Regions from separate parts of the Homo sapiens genome. Here region 2 is linked to region 1. The links are chromatin loops, found by intact Hi-C in ENCODE. Cell type or tissue: heart right ventricle. All regions are shown on one strand. Links, peaks and the distances in the headings refer to the core of each region. The heading gives the core; the rest is flanking DNA.

Region 1 (6,615 bases), core at 873-5,872:
GCCGAGGCACAAACTGTGGCACCTGGGACTCTAAGCCCACCAGGAAGGGATCAGGGAGAAGCTGACGCCCAGAGTGAATGGTCCGCAAAGGCAGCAGGGGCGGGGCGCTGGGTTGTGCACCCAGAATGGCAAGTGCTGTCGGAGAGCTATGTCCTCGTCAGCTTCTGTCCAGATTGTGCTGTGAAAGCCCGCTGTGCTGGCAGATGCCTGCTGGGCACGTCCTCGTGGACATGCACGCAGCGCTGTGCGGCATTCATGGTTTGAGCCTGGGGTAGGGAGGAGATGTTGGGCCTGCAGCTCAGTCCCTGAGAGCTGGCTTCCTCCTTTCTTGGGGGTCCATCTGAGGCAGGTCTGTGGAAGTCTGAGGTTTAGAGAGCTCTTACTGCCCCATGGGGGAACGGCGACAGCCCAGGGCGTCTGGCACCTTTGCTGGGGAGGAGGCCTGAGAAGAGGGGTGGGAAGCGCCGGTCCGGGATGCCAGCCCCTGCCCGCCTTCTGGAGGCTTTCCCTACCTCACCTCCATCCCCAGGCTCCTGAGCCCTCCTTGCTCTCTCAAACTCTGCTCCAAAGAAGGCAGCTCATCCCCAGGCCCCCAGCACCACCAGAGTTTCCCCACCTGGGAAAGGGTGGCTCAGGGAATAGCGTCCTCCCAACACCCATGTCAATGAACACAGAGCGGCAAAGGGCCAGCCCCACTGGAGTGAGTTCGCCCATCAAAGGTGGAAATGCAAGGGCTGCGTTAGGGCTGGGGAAAGGGGCATTTTAAGCCTCATCTTTCATTCTAAAAAGAAAGTCTTCACCCCAAGTTAAAATTGTACTTCAGGTGAAGGACTTACCTATTGGGGAGCACACTGAGGCTTCCTAATAAAATCAGAGAAGCCCGCCTAGTAAAAGGCTACCAGGAGCCTGATCTCCTCTCTTAAACCTAACCTCCCTTCCCACTGGGGAAGAAAAGCCCAAGTTTCTTGAGTAAAAGGCTCAGATCCCAGCACTTTGGGAGGCTGAGGCGGGCGGATCGTCTGAGGTCAGGAGTTTGAGACCAGCCTGCCCAACATGGGGAAACTCTGTCTCTAAAAATATAAAAATTAGTCAGGCGTGGTGGCAGGCACCTGTAATCCCAGCTACTCAGGAGGCTGAGGCAGGAGAATCGCTTGAACCTAGGAGGCTGAGGTTGCAGTGAGCTGAGATCTCGGCATTGCACTCTAGCCTGGGTGATAAGAGCAAGACTCTGTCTGAAGAAAAAAAAAGAAGGAAGGAAGGAAGGCTCAAAGGGGAAAAAGCAGACCTGCAGGAAACCCCTCCAGCCCAATCATGACTCCTAGGACCCTTTATAACTCCTGTGAGAGGCTGGAGGATACCCGACCCAGCAATGTGACTTGCTTCCTTCCACACAATTCTGAAACTTGTGACTTGGTCTGAAGGAAGATGGTACCACGATGCCTCTCCGTCCTCCGTCTCCTCCCCACCCTTAGCCTGGTGCCATTTTTTCTACCTGGGCGCCCATCCTTTCTTGCCTAGCCAGTGCCTGTCCCTCCTACAGGAAGCCTCCTCCAGCAGTCCAGTTCTCTGCTAGAAACCACAGAAACCAGCTCTGGCTGATTTAGGTAGAAGTGGAATTCATCACATCAGGTGCACACATTCTGGGAGGAAGGGACCCAGGCTGGGAGGCTGGACATCCTCCGCAGGACTGGTCTGGCAGGGAGGAAAAGTGCTGCCACCACTGCTGGGCACAGATACCCAAGTGCACCCCAGCCCCACTCACATGGCCTGCCAGAGCAGTTGCCACCTGGGATGCCTCCGAATCAGGCTGAGGCTGCCCACGCTCCTGCACCTGCTTTCTGAGTGGCGTCTGCCTGGCAGGGTTGAGGTCCCCCACCCCTCACTGTAGAAACAAGGGGGTCTGGCACAGTGAGTGCCTGGCATTTTCAGTGTCTCTGGTGGGGGATTCCTCAAATACAGGAAAGGAGATAAAGATCCCAGATGACAGATGGCATCCTCCCACGAGTGAGGCCATCTAACTCTGCTCTTTCCTCTTTCTTTCTTTCTTTCTTTCTTTCTTTCTTTCTTTTTCTTTCTTTCTTTCTTTCTTTCTTTCTTTCTTTTTCTTTCTTTCTTTCTCTTTGTCTCTCTCTCTCTCGCTCTCTTTCTTTCTTTCTAAATAAAAATAGAGACAGGGTTTTGCCATGTTGCCCAGGCTAGTCTTGAACTCCTGAGCTCAAGTGATCTGCCCACCTCGGCCTCCCAGAGTGCTGGGATTACAGGTGTGAGCCACCGCGCCCGGCCTGCCCGCACTCTCTCTGCTGCCTGCCTTCCCTGGCCCACACAATCTCTGAGTCTGATAACAGGCATTCAGGCTGTATCAGTCATTCAACGCATATTTGAGGGCCCAGGCCAAGTGCCAGGGTCTCATCCTTAGAAGAGTGTCCTGTACACATCACTTAAAACTCCGCTTCTCTCTGGGCAAAGGGTCAGCGCCCTTAGACTGCAACAAAACAGAGGCATTATGCAAGTTCCTAGATACCTCTTAAAAAGGAAGGCCTGGTGGGCTGAGGACCAGCGTAATAGCTGCCAGGCTCCTTCAGCATCAGGGACATTCCAACCGTCCCTCACACTGTAGTTCATTCGAAAATAACTTCCTAGAATAGACAGTGCTGTCAGCATCTTTCTGCTGACCATAGACTACTCTGGGCGGTATTTTGAAAATGAAACTGATGTATCAAAAGCTTGCAACAGGAAGCAGCAAGGTTGACTTGACTGCCTTTCCTTGTGGGGAGCCCTGGGCTGTGGGGAGCCCTGGGCTGTGACCCAGGGTCATGAGAGTGGGTCCCCTGGGCAGGCAGCAGGGACCAAAAGCTTAGTTCTCTGTTCCCCCACTGTCCCACTGAATGGCCACATAACCCTGGGCAAGTCGCCTGGGTCTGTTTCCACGTCTGTGGAACAAAGCTGGTGTTCGGTGCTCCCAACACAGCGGGTTAGAGGACCACAGTGGGCAAATAAAAGGCTACCAAGGGACATTCTCTCAGCGTTGCTAAATGGTTAGAGTTAATAGTGCGTTTGGCCTGGATTGAAACAAAACTAAACAACCCTCCACTTTTACTAAAGAAAATGAGGGCTCACCCAAAATAAGTAAACCCAGTCTCTGGAGTGAGTAAAAGCCCTTTTTTCTGGGTATTTTCACTGCTCTCTTAAGAAGGGCCTGACCCATCGCGCTCAGGGGAAATAAGCGCTGGGAGGAAATAAGGAAAATCGAACCGCGGTTTTAGGTCCGGGCTCTGGCAGGCACCGCCTCCGCCCCGCCTCGCCCCGCCTCGCTCCGCCCTGCGGCCCCCGCCGCGGCCCCGCGAAGGATCCGCCAATGAAGCGCCCAGGAACTGCATGACCTCATCAGGAGGCTCCCTCATTGGCTGCCGCCGCCGCGCCTGGTCGCCTCGTTCCGTTCGATTCCAGAAAGCCGCGCCGGCCCCAGTCCCCATGGGCTGAAGGCAGGTTGAGTTCTTCCCCAGGTCTGCGAGCCTCGAAGGCTTCTTTCAGACAGCAGACCCCTTAGAAGCGCAAGGCTGCTTTCTGACAAAGAATCAAGTGTTCCTTTCAACCAGCCAAGGGACTGGTTTTCTCGCTGACCCTTTGACAGGTATGTTCCCGGGATTTTGCTGGGACCTTCATCTTCCCCTCCCTACGTCCGTGACACATCTGGCTTCCCACTCGTTTCAGTCGTGTATTCCGTGGAGTTTTCTCTTGCTTCGCAGTAGATGGACTTCTGAAGCCCCACCTTACTGTTAAATGCCAGTGATCATCTCCCCCCACAGCTAACTCGGGAATTAGTCCACTGACACCCCCAGAGAGGGGACACGCCTTTCACAAGGTCACACGGCAGGTCAGTTACAGAGATGAAAATCAAATCCAGGTTTCCTAACTTCAAGAGTTTTTTCAGATGCCTTATTATTATTATTCGTTTTATTTTTATTTTTCATTTTTTATTTTTTTGAGATGGAGTCTCACTCTGTCACCCAGGGTGGAGTGCAGTGGAGTGATCTTGGTTCACTGCAATCTCTGCTTCCCGGGTTTAAGCGATTCTTCTGCCTCAGCCTCCCGAGTAGCTGGGATTACAAGTGCCCACCACCACACCCGGCTAATTTTTGTATTTTTAATAGAGACGGGTTTCATCATGTTGGCCAGGCTGGTCTCGAACTCCTGACCTCAGGTGATCCACCCGCCTCGGCCTCCCAAAGTGCTTGGGACTACAGCTGTGAGCCATCTCACCTGGTAATTATTATTATTTTTTTTTTAATTTGCTTCCTGAGAGCTCAGAAAGGAACCTCAGCTGTATGGGAGCACCCATATACCAATCCCATTCCAGCCACTCTCACTTTGACAGGACAGAATCAACGACCAGAGCCCAGGACCTCCTTGACTAGCACTCTCCTCTTACAAATAAGGAAACTGAAGGGTACCTGATCATGAACAAGCTGATGGGCAGCACTTGACCCAGACCTTTTACTTCTTACCCCTCCACCCCAGTTTGGACTCCCAAATGTGGGGAGGAATGGAATGCCCTACCAGTCCCCAGGGAATGGTTCATGCAGTCAGCATGGTTTTAGTACCTTTAGCATTTGATTTGGGAGAAAGATAATAACCAGAAGTGTCTGTATGCCTCACCAGCTGTCCAGCAGATCCCATAAACCTTCACCCCCAACCCTTCTGACCACCAAGTGCTTTGCTGCAGGAAAGGAGACCAGATTGTTGGGTTTTTCTCATCTGATGGTCGGGGGTGATCTGGGACTGCATATGTCTGAATACTGGGACCCTATTTTGAGTGCAAGAGTTTTGAAAACCCAGGACCACTTTGTTAGATGGTGAGGGTTGGTGAGCAGACTGGACCTGAGATCCTTTTTCAAGGCTTGGCTTGGGGGCAACATTCTCCAGGAAGACTTACTGGAGCACCCACCACAGTTAATTCCTGGCGTTCCTCTGGGTCCGGCTGCAGAGCTGTTGCTCACTTCTTTCCCCCACTAGACTGTGAGTTCCTTGAGGGATGGGACCATACCCTACACAATATTGTATCACTAAGGCCTAACACTGTGTCCGGCACATAGTAGGTACTCAATAAACGTTTGTTGAATTGAACTGTGGAAACCTTGCACCCTATTGGCCTTGTGCAGGGGAAGATCACTCACAATTCCTCACTGAAGCAGATCCTGTGTCTATCAGGCTCCTTCACACAAAATGAGAATTAGTTTCTTTTTTTCACAGTAACGTGTCCGAAGTGCAAACTTCAAACCTGTTTGCTGATACAACTCCCCAGGAACAACCAGGTCCCTTGTGCCCACCTAGTTCGTGATTTCTCTTTAAAACTCCTGATGTCAGCTGGGCGTGGTGGCTCACACCTGTAATCCCAGCACTTTGGGAGGCTGAGGTGGACAGACCACTTGAGGTCGGGAGTTCGAGACCAGACTGGCCAACATGGTGAAATCCCGTCTCTACTAAAAATACAAAAATTAGGCAGGCGTGGTGGCATATGCCAGTAATCTCAGCTACTTGGGAAGGTAAGGGAGGAGGATCACTTGAACCCCAGAGGCAGAAGTTGCAGTGAGCCAAGATTGTGCCACTGCATTCCAGCCTGGGTGACAGAGCAAGACTTTAATCTCAAAAAACAAACAAACAAACAAACTCCTGATATGTGAATCAACAACATCATTTAAATCAAACCATTCTGCCAGGCGCAGTGGCTCACACCTGTAATCCCAGCACTTCGGGAGGCCGAGGTGGGCAGATCACCTGAGGTCAGGAGTTCAAGACCAGCCTAGCCAACATGGTGAAACCCTGTCTCTACTAAAAAATGCAAACATTAGCTGGGCATGGTGGCAGATTCCTGTAATCCCAGCTACTTGGGAGGCTGAGGCAGGGAGAATTGCTGGAACCCAGGAGGCGGAGGTTGCAGTGAGCTGAGATCAAGCCACTGCACTCCAACCTGGGTGACAGAGTGAGACTCCATCTAAAAAAAAAAAAAAATTAAATAAATAAAACCATTCCACGTGTTTTCTTCTGTGCCTGGTCTGCTAGGAAGCTCAGAAATCAGTCTAGCCTTATGCTGAGGAACAGTCAGTCTCCTCCCTGTTGGCAGATACACCTTTCTCCCCCGTATCTGAATAGTTTCCCATCTTTACTTTGATGTTCATTTACAGATATAGGTGGGTATTTTATCACAAACCCAGTCTATGCCTTTTTTGGAGAAGATAGGACAGGTGGGGTACAGGGTAACACGGAAGTGTCCCCAGAACTCTGAGTGTGAGGAAAACACTCCTGAAGATTCCTATTACAGGCAGGGCATCACAGCTCATGCCTGTACTGCCAGCACTTTGGGAGGCCAAGGTGGGTGGATCACTCAAGCTTAGGAGCTCAAACCAGCCTAGGCCACAAAGCAAGACCCCCATCTCTACAAAATTAAAAAAAGTTAGCTGGACATGGCGGCGCTACTTGGGAGATTGAAGCAGGAGGATTGGTTGAGCCCAGGAGTTCAAGGCTGCAGTGAGCTATGATGGTGCCACTGCATGCCAGCCCAAGAGACACAAAGCAAGACCCTGTCTCTAAAAAAAACAAAGAAAGAAAGAAAGAAAA
Region 2 (6,615 bases), core at 641-5,640, 540 kb after region 1:
GGCTGATTGAGTGGCGATGGTGGTTTTATTTGCTGATGAGGTGAAGAAGTCTCATTCTTGTCTAGATGAGGATGACGATGAACCAGAAGAGGATGACCAGGAAATAAAAGATAAGACTCTGCCCAGGTGGCAGATCTGGCTTGCTGCTGAGCGTTCCCGTGACCAGAGGCACTGGCGGCCCTGGCGCCCTGATAAGACCAAGAAGCAAACCGAGGAAGACTGTGAGGATCCCGAGAGACAGGCATGTATCCTCCGCCCCAGGCAGGAAGCTGTCCAGGGGGTCCCTGCCTGCTTTCCATTCCCATGCGCTTTGGTTATCTGAAAGGAGGCCGCTGGAGCTCTCTTAGCAGTTGGCTAGCTTAGGAGATGCTAACCTGCTCCTGTTCTCATCTGTGGAAACTTCCTTCCTGCTGGATATCAGTGTAGAATTTCCTTGGCTGCTGGTGATGGGGGAGCATATAGGTGCTTGACCAGAGAGCTTCTGTCCCCTAGTAGGTGGGTGGGCCCTTGTGGTCACCCCTCTGGAGATTGTCTTCCAGGTCATTCAGTTAATTTTTCATGTGGAGCCCTGTGGGATACATACAGATTATTCAAAAAACTCGGAATCACTGTCCTAGATTCTTTCCTTGTGTCCACTTTCCCCACCCCACTCTTGGGTCCGTGAAGCTGTAGCAGATAGACTGGACTCTAGAAGACAAGAGGGACTGGCCGTAGGGTCCATGTTGGACAGTTGGCATCAGCGTGTCTTGCGGAAGAAGAAACTAGTGTTTATTGAATACCTGTGGCGTGCCAGGCAGTTCATCTGTGTTATCTCATTTACTGTTACCGTGTGACTTGTTACATGCTGCTCTGTGTTTAGTGGCCAGCAGCTCTGGAGGTTTTAAATTAAAATGAAGAAATGCTGTCTCGATACCTGGAATTGATCCAGTTTAACCAGATACCAACTCTGTGTCTTGGAGCTCTGTGACCTTTTCTACAAACGAGGCGCCCTGAAGGCAAGGAGTTTATCCCTTTTGTTGAGTGCTCTGACGTCAGTGCCTAGAACAGCATTTGTCCTGTGGTGAGCACTCGGTGAATCCTCTTGGATGTTGAAGGAATATTTGTTTGATGACGGAGCATCTGCTCTGGGCAGAGGGATCAGCACAAGTGAAGGCCCCAGAGTGCCAGGAGCGTTTGAGGAGTGGGGAATGGGGTGGCCAGACTGGAGTGAGGACACAGAGAAGTGGGGATAGAGACAGAGGTGATCTCTGGAGGAAGAAGGGGCCAGCTTCTAGGGAAGCCTCAACTCACTGGAAGTCTTGGAGAGGGTACTTACCTGGGAGGCCTCTTGCCTCGCTGAAGCTGAATGTCTGCAGAAGAGTGGAATCTTTCTTTGGTATCTGAGGATTTTGTAGAGTTCACAGCCACCCTTCTGGAAGTCATTTCTCAAGGCTTAGAGTCCCAGCAGTCTCCTGGAAGCAGATTTCTGGAGCAGACTGCTGCTGCAAGCGATTTCTTGCCATTTAGCTTTTTCTGTAATCAAAGCCTGGGGGAGAAAAGCTTTCTAATTTATTTTTAACATAAAGAGCAGCTTTCTGATTAATTGATGGTTTTGATTGAGTCCCACATACTCTAGTTTATTGTGCTTGTGTTATGATTTCCGCTTTGCTGAGAGCCACAAAGACCAATCAGATAAGCAGCACCAGGACACAAAGGGTGGCCTCCTTGGCCCTTATGTTTTTAAATTATTACATGAACTCAGCTGTAGACATTTACAGTTAGTGTTAGGCTCTTATAATTGCTTTTAATGTGCTCCATTGCTCCTGTAGGTTCCTTCTTACCTTGAGTCTGTTTATCTAGTTTTGTCTGTTTATCTAGTTTTGAGTATATTTTTCATTTCTTGGAGCAATTTTGTACAAGGAAACCACAAATAGTAAAGTTCTTATCTTCCATCTTACAATACAAATTTTTCACCATCATGCGTTATCAAAGTACAAAAGCAATTATGTATGCTTTCAGAAGTGAACATGTTTCTAGATTTTCTACAAATCCATCAGGATACTTTGAAAGCTTCTGGCTTAAACCCGTTCATGGCTTCTCTCCTCCTCAGGCTTTCCCATGTGTTGAAATGTTAATGGCACCACAGGGCTGCCTAACAGTTATTCTCCAGCTGTCCAGGTTGCCTTGCAAGGCCTCTGGCTTGTGCTAACAGAGAGCTTAGCTCCTGTCTGTTTAAAATTGATTTAATTTGAATAATGTTGAACCATTAGTACATGCATATAAAGAGAATTGTGACAAATGTGCGGGTTTTGTTTTGTTACATGGGTCGCTTTATTTTGTCTTTGTTGCAGGTGTTGTTTGATGATATTGGGCAATCTTTGATCAGACTTTCCAGCCATGATCTTCAGTTCCAGCTGGTGGAGGCCTTCCTGCAGTTCTTGGGTGTGCCTTCTGGCTTTACTCCTCCAGCCTCCTGTCTTTATCTGGCCATGGATGAGAACAGCATCTTTGATAATGGACTTTATGATGAAAAGCCCTTGACTTTTTTCAACCCTTTGTTTTCTGGGGCTAGCTGTGTTGGCCGCATGGATAGGTTGGGCTATCCTCGCTGGACCAGGGGTCAGAACCGAGAGGGCGAGGAGTTCATCCGCAATGTCTTCCACCTTGTCATGCCTTTATTTTCAGGCAAAGAGAAGTCCCAGCTCTGCTTCTCCTGGTTACAGTATGAGATTGCAAAGGTAATTCCAGACTCGTCCTCCCATGTTTGGGGACTTTTCATTTCATGTCAGTGTTTATAAACGGGATTGTAAGCCTCCGAGTGCTCTCCCTGGAACTATGCCCCAGCACCTCCTCCTCCAGTGACCCTGAAGGCACCTTGTGTGTGTTTGCCCTTCTGAGGGTCCGCAGTGAAGAGGAGTAAGGCAGGAACGAGTCAGGCTACCTCAGTGACTCTCGAGCTGTTTATTGTATTATCTTGCACTACCAGGTCCCCGTCCTTACATGAACAATGAGTGCTCAAAATAGTTTTAAAGCAGCGTCAGAGCATTCAGGGGCTTATTAAAATAGATCAGCGTCAGGCGCGGTGGCTCACGCCTGTAATCCCAGCACTTTGGGAGGCCGAGGCGGGCGGATCACCTGAGGTCAGGAGTTCGAGACCAACCTGGCCAACATGGCAAAACCTCGTCTCTACTAAAAATGCAAAAATTAGCTGGGCGTTGTGGCGTGTGCCTGTAATCCCAGCTGCCCAGGAGGCTGAGGCAGGAGAATCGCTTGAACATGGAAGGTAGAGGTTGCCGTGAACTGAGATCGCACCATTGCACTCCAGCCTGGGTGACAGAGTGAGACTCCATCTCAAAAATAAATAATAGATAAGCTACTGATAATACTTACCCTCCTGTTTCTGCTAGAAATGAGTCTGGATCAGCTGTTCTGTCCTCTGCTGGCCACAGTTAGTACTGGCTCTCTTAGCACCCAAGTTCTGAAGCTTCAACTACAGATTACACACACCAGGCTGTATTGAAATAGTGTGTTGAAATGTTGTGGCCACATCTCTTTGGAGAAGAACATTTGTAGGTATCAGCTTTGTTTATAGAGATTTCAGCTGGAACCCTGGATTATAAATTTGGGGGCAGTTGTGGCCCTGGTAAAAATCCTTATTTCTTTTCCAGCTCAGAGAGCCTCAGTGTTTACCAGACCCGTGATAAAGGGAGGAAGCGTAGACGCCTTTTTTCCTGTCAGTGCTTTCTACAGTTGGCAGCAGAGGACGCCTTAATTACAGAGCACCTGCAGTCATTCTTCTCTTTTTCCCTGTAGGTCATTTGGTGCCTGCACACTAAAAACAAGAAGAGATTAAAGTCTCAAGGGAAGAACTGCAAAAAACTAGCCAAGAATCTCCTTAAGGAGCCAGAAAACTGCAACAACTTTTGCCTGTGGAAGCAGTATGCACATCTGGAGTGGTTGCTTGGCAACACGGAGGATGCCAGAAAAGTTTTTGACACAGCACTTGGCATGGCAGGAAGCAGAGAACTGAAAGACTCTGACCTCTGTGAGCTCAGTCTGCTCTATGCTGAGCTGGAGGTGGAGCTGTCGCCAGAAGTGAGAAGGGCTGCCACAGCTCGAGCTGTTCACATATTAACCAAGCTGACTGAGAGCAGCCCCTATGGGCCCTACACTGGACAGGTGTTGGCTGTTCACATTTTGAAAGCGCGAAAGGCTTATGAGCACGCACTGCAGGACTGTTTGGGTGACAGCTGTGTCTCCAATCCAGCTCCCACCGATTCCTGTAGCCGCCTAATTAGCCTGGCTAAATGCTTCATGCTCTTCCAGTATTTGACCATAGGGATTGATGCTGCTGTGCAGATATACGAACAGGTGTTTGCAAAACTGAACAGTTCTGTTTTCCCAGAAGGCTCTGGCGAGGGGGACAGTGCCAGCTCCCAGAGTTGGACCAGTGTTCTCGAAGCCATCACACTGATGCACACGAGCCTGCTGAGATTCCACATGAAAGTGAGTGTTTACCCGCTGGCCCCTCTGCGAGAGGCACTCTCACAGGCTTTAAAGTTGTATCCAGGCAACCAGGTTCTTTGGAGGTCCTATGTACAGATTCAGAATAAGTCCCACAGTGCCAGCAAAACCAGGAGATTTTTTGACACAATCACCAGGTCTGCCAAACCCTTGGAGCCTTGGTTGTTTGCAATTGAAGCTGAGAAACTGAGGAAGAGACTGGTGGAAACTGTCCAGAGGTAATTCCAGACCGTTCTGTTCGTGTGCCCCGCAAATGTTTATGGAATGCTTGCTGTGTTGCCCTGACCTTGCTGGGTCTCAGGAAGACAGGGATGAACATGGCACGGTGCCCAGAACACCTGCCGTGGGGCTGTAGGTGTCATAGGATAACGGATTGAAAGGCAAGCGAGACACAAAGTAGCGGCGCCTCTCAGGAGGGGGGTTGGTGGCTGTCGCCTGGGTGTGCTTCTGGGGAGTATGAATGTTGTTTCTGTGTGCATGGGTGGTGGCTGTCAGATCACGGGAATGCTGAGAAGCCGTCACGAAAGCCTGATGGCTAAGAGCACCGGGGCCAGGTGGCAGCTTTCTGGATTCCAGTGCCAGCTCTTCTCGGCTGGGTGAACTCGAGCAGGCCACTTCCCCTCTCATAGCTCCCTCTCTGTCAAATGGGAATGAAAAACCTACTTCATAGGGTCTCTCTGAGGGGTCAGTGAGGTAAGTGCTTGGTACAAAGTGTGTAATGACTGGGAGCTTCTGTCAGCATTCCTAGTGACAGAAGTGTCATGTTTAAATTCCATCTTTGATACGATATTTTCTTTTTTTATTTTTATTTTTTGAGACAGGGTCTTACTCTGTCGCTCAGGCTGGAGTGCAGTGGTGCAGTCTCAGCTCACTGCAGCCTTGACCTCCTGGGCTCAAGTGATCCTCCCACCTCAGTCTCCCCGGTAGCTGGGACTACAGGCACCACCACGCCTGGCTAATTTTTTTATTTTTTATTTTTTGTAGAGACGGGGTTTTGCCATAGTGCCCAGGCTGGTCTCCATCTCCTGAGCTTAAGCGATCTACCCGTCTCAGCCTTCCAAAGTGCTGGGATTATAGGAGGGAGCCACAGTGTCCGGCCTGATCCAGTATTTTCTCTCTAAAGGTTAAATGTTAATCTGGGGGACACATTAGCTTAGGCATCATTGTTTTCCCAGAATCTTTGCTGTTGCTTCACTCTGACCTTATAAGCCAAAATTGTCTTTGAATAATATTTCACTTGTTTTTTATTTCTTCCATTGGGATTTTGTTCACTCTATGTGAGCCTTGCTTTCTCTATTATAAATCAAAAGGTCTTTTCTTCCTGTAAAGTAGAATTTGCATTCTGCTGATTAAAGGGTAGCTTTCTTTCTCTTTTTTTTTTTTTTTTTTTTTTTTTTTTTTGAGACGGAGTCTCACTCTGTTGCCCAGGCTGGAATGCAGTGGCGTGATCTCAGCTCACTGCAACCTCCGCCTCCCGGGTTCAAGCAATTCTCCTGCCTCAGCCTCCCGAGTAGCTGGGACTACAGGCACCAGCTAATTTTTGTATTTTTAGTAGAGACAAGGTTTCACCATATTGGCCAGTCTGGTCTCCAACTCCTGACCTTGTGATCTACCCACCTTGGCCTCCCGAAGTGCTAGGATTACAGGCATGAGCCATTGCGCCCAGCAAAGGGTAGCTTTCTTTAGAAAACAGAGGCGAGTGGGTTTTTGTGTGACTTCAAGACAGATTCGATGTGGTGTGGAAACCACAGAACTCTGGCCTGTGCCTTCTCCTGGCCTTGGAGAAGCCCCATACACAGCGCTCTACGCCTGAGGGACAGTTCTCCCCTGAGTCTGTCTGATCTGGTTGTTGCTGACACTTATCATCACTCAGGCATCTCTTCCTTCTGTGATGTAGGATGAGAGAGCTTGTGTCAGAGTCACGTGAGCCTTTGCCTTGCAGGTTAGACGGTAGAGAGATCCACGCCACAATTCCTGAGACCGGCTTAATGCATCGGATCCAAGCCCTGTTTGAAAATGCCATGCGCAGCGACAGTGGCAGCCAGTGCCCCTTGCTGTGGAGGATGTATTTGAACTTTCTGGTAAGAAAATATTGAGATGTTTTGTGTTCAT

What was found. Peaks named below come from ENCODE experiments on the same cell type or tissue, not always from the same donor. Only the 100,000 strongest peaks of a DNase experiment are listed, where the experiment ranks them.
Region 2: a loop joins it to region 1, with 3 times the contacts of the local background. A loop is called at or near these places in 10 of 110 quality-filtered maps.

What each region holds. Positions count from the first base shown.
Region 1 is chr14:90,825,005-90,831,619 of GRCh38, reverse strand. LINC02321 (long intergenic non-protein coding RNA 2321) reads left to right here and starts at 3,446. Exons shown (of 4, transcript NR_184259.1): 1 at 3,446-3,631. RefSeq lists a silencer at 3,156-3,415. In heart right ventricle, for the core only: no CTCF peak of the experiment used is centred there; DNase peaks (open chromatin) are centred at 2,467 and 3,379; H3K4me3 peaks cover 1,492 bases; H3K27ac peaks cover 1,761 bases.
Region 2 is chr14:90,286,323-90,292,937 of GRCh38, reverse strand. NRDE2 (NRDE-2, necessary for RNA interference, domain containing) reads left to right here. Exons shown (of 14, transcript NM_017970.4): 9 at 66-241; 10 at 2,331-2,717; 11 at 3,793-4,721; 12 at 6,446-6,584. Among named protein-coding and RNA genes, the nearest start is that of PSMC1, 33 kb to the right of the region's middle. RefSeq lists an enhancer at 336-1,535. In heart right ventricle, for the core only: a CTCF peak has its summit at 3,415 (motif pointing left); a DNase peak (open chromatin) is centred at 4,017; H3K27ac peaks cover 2,880 bases.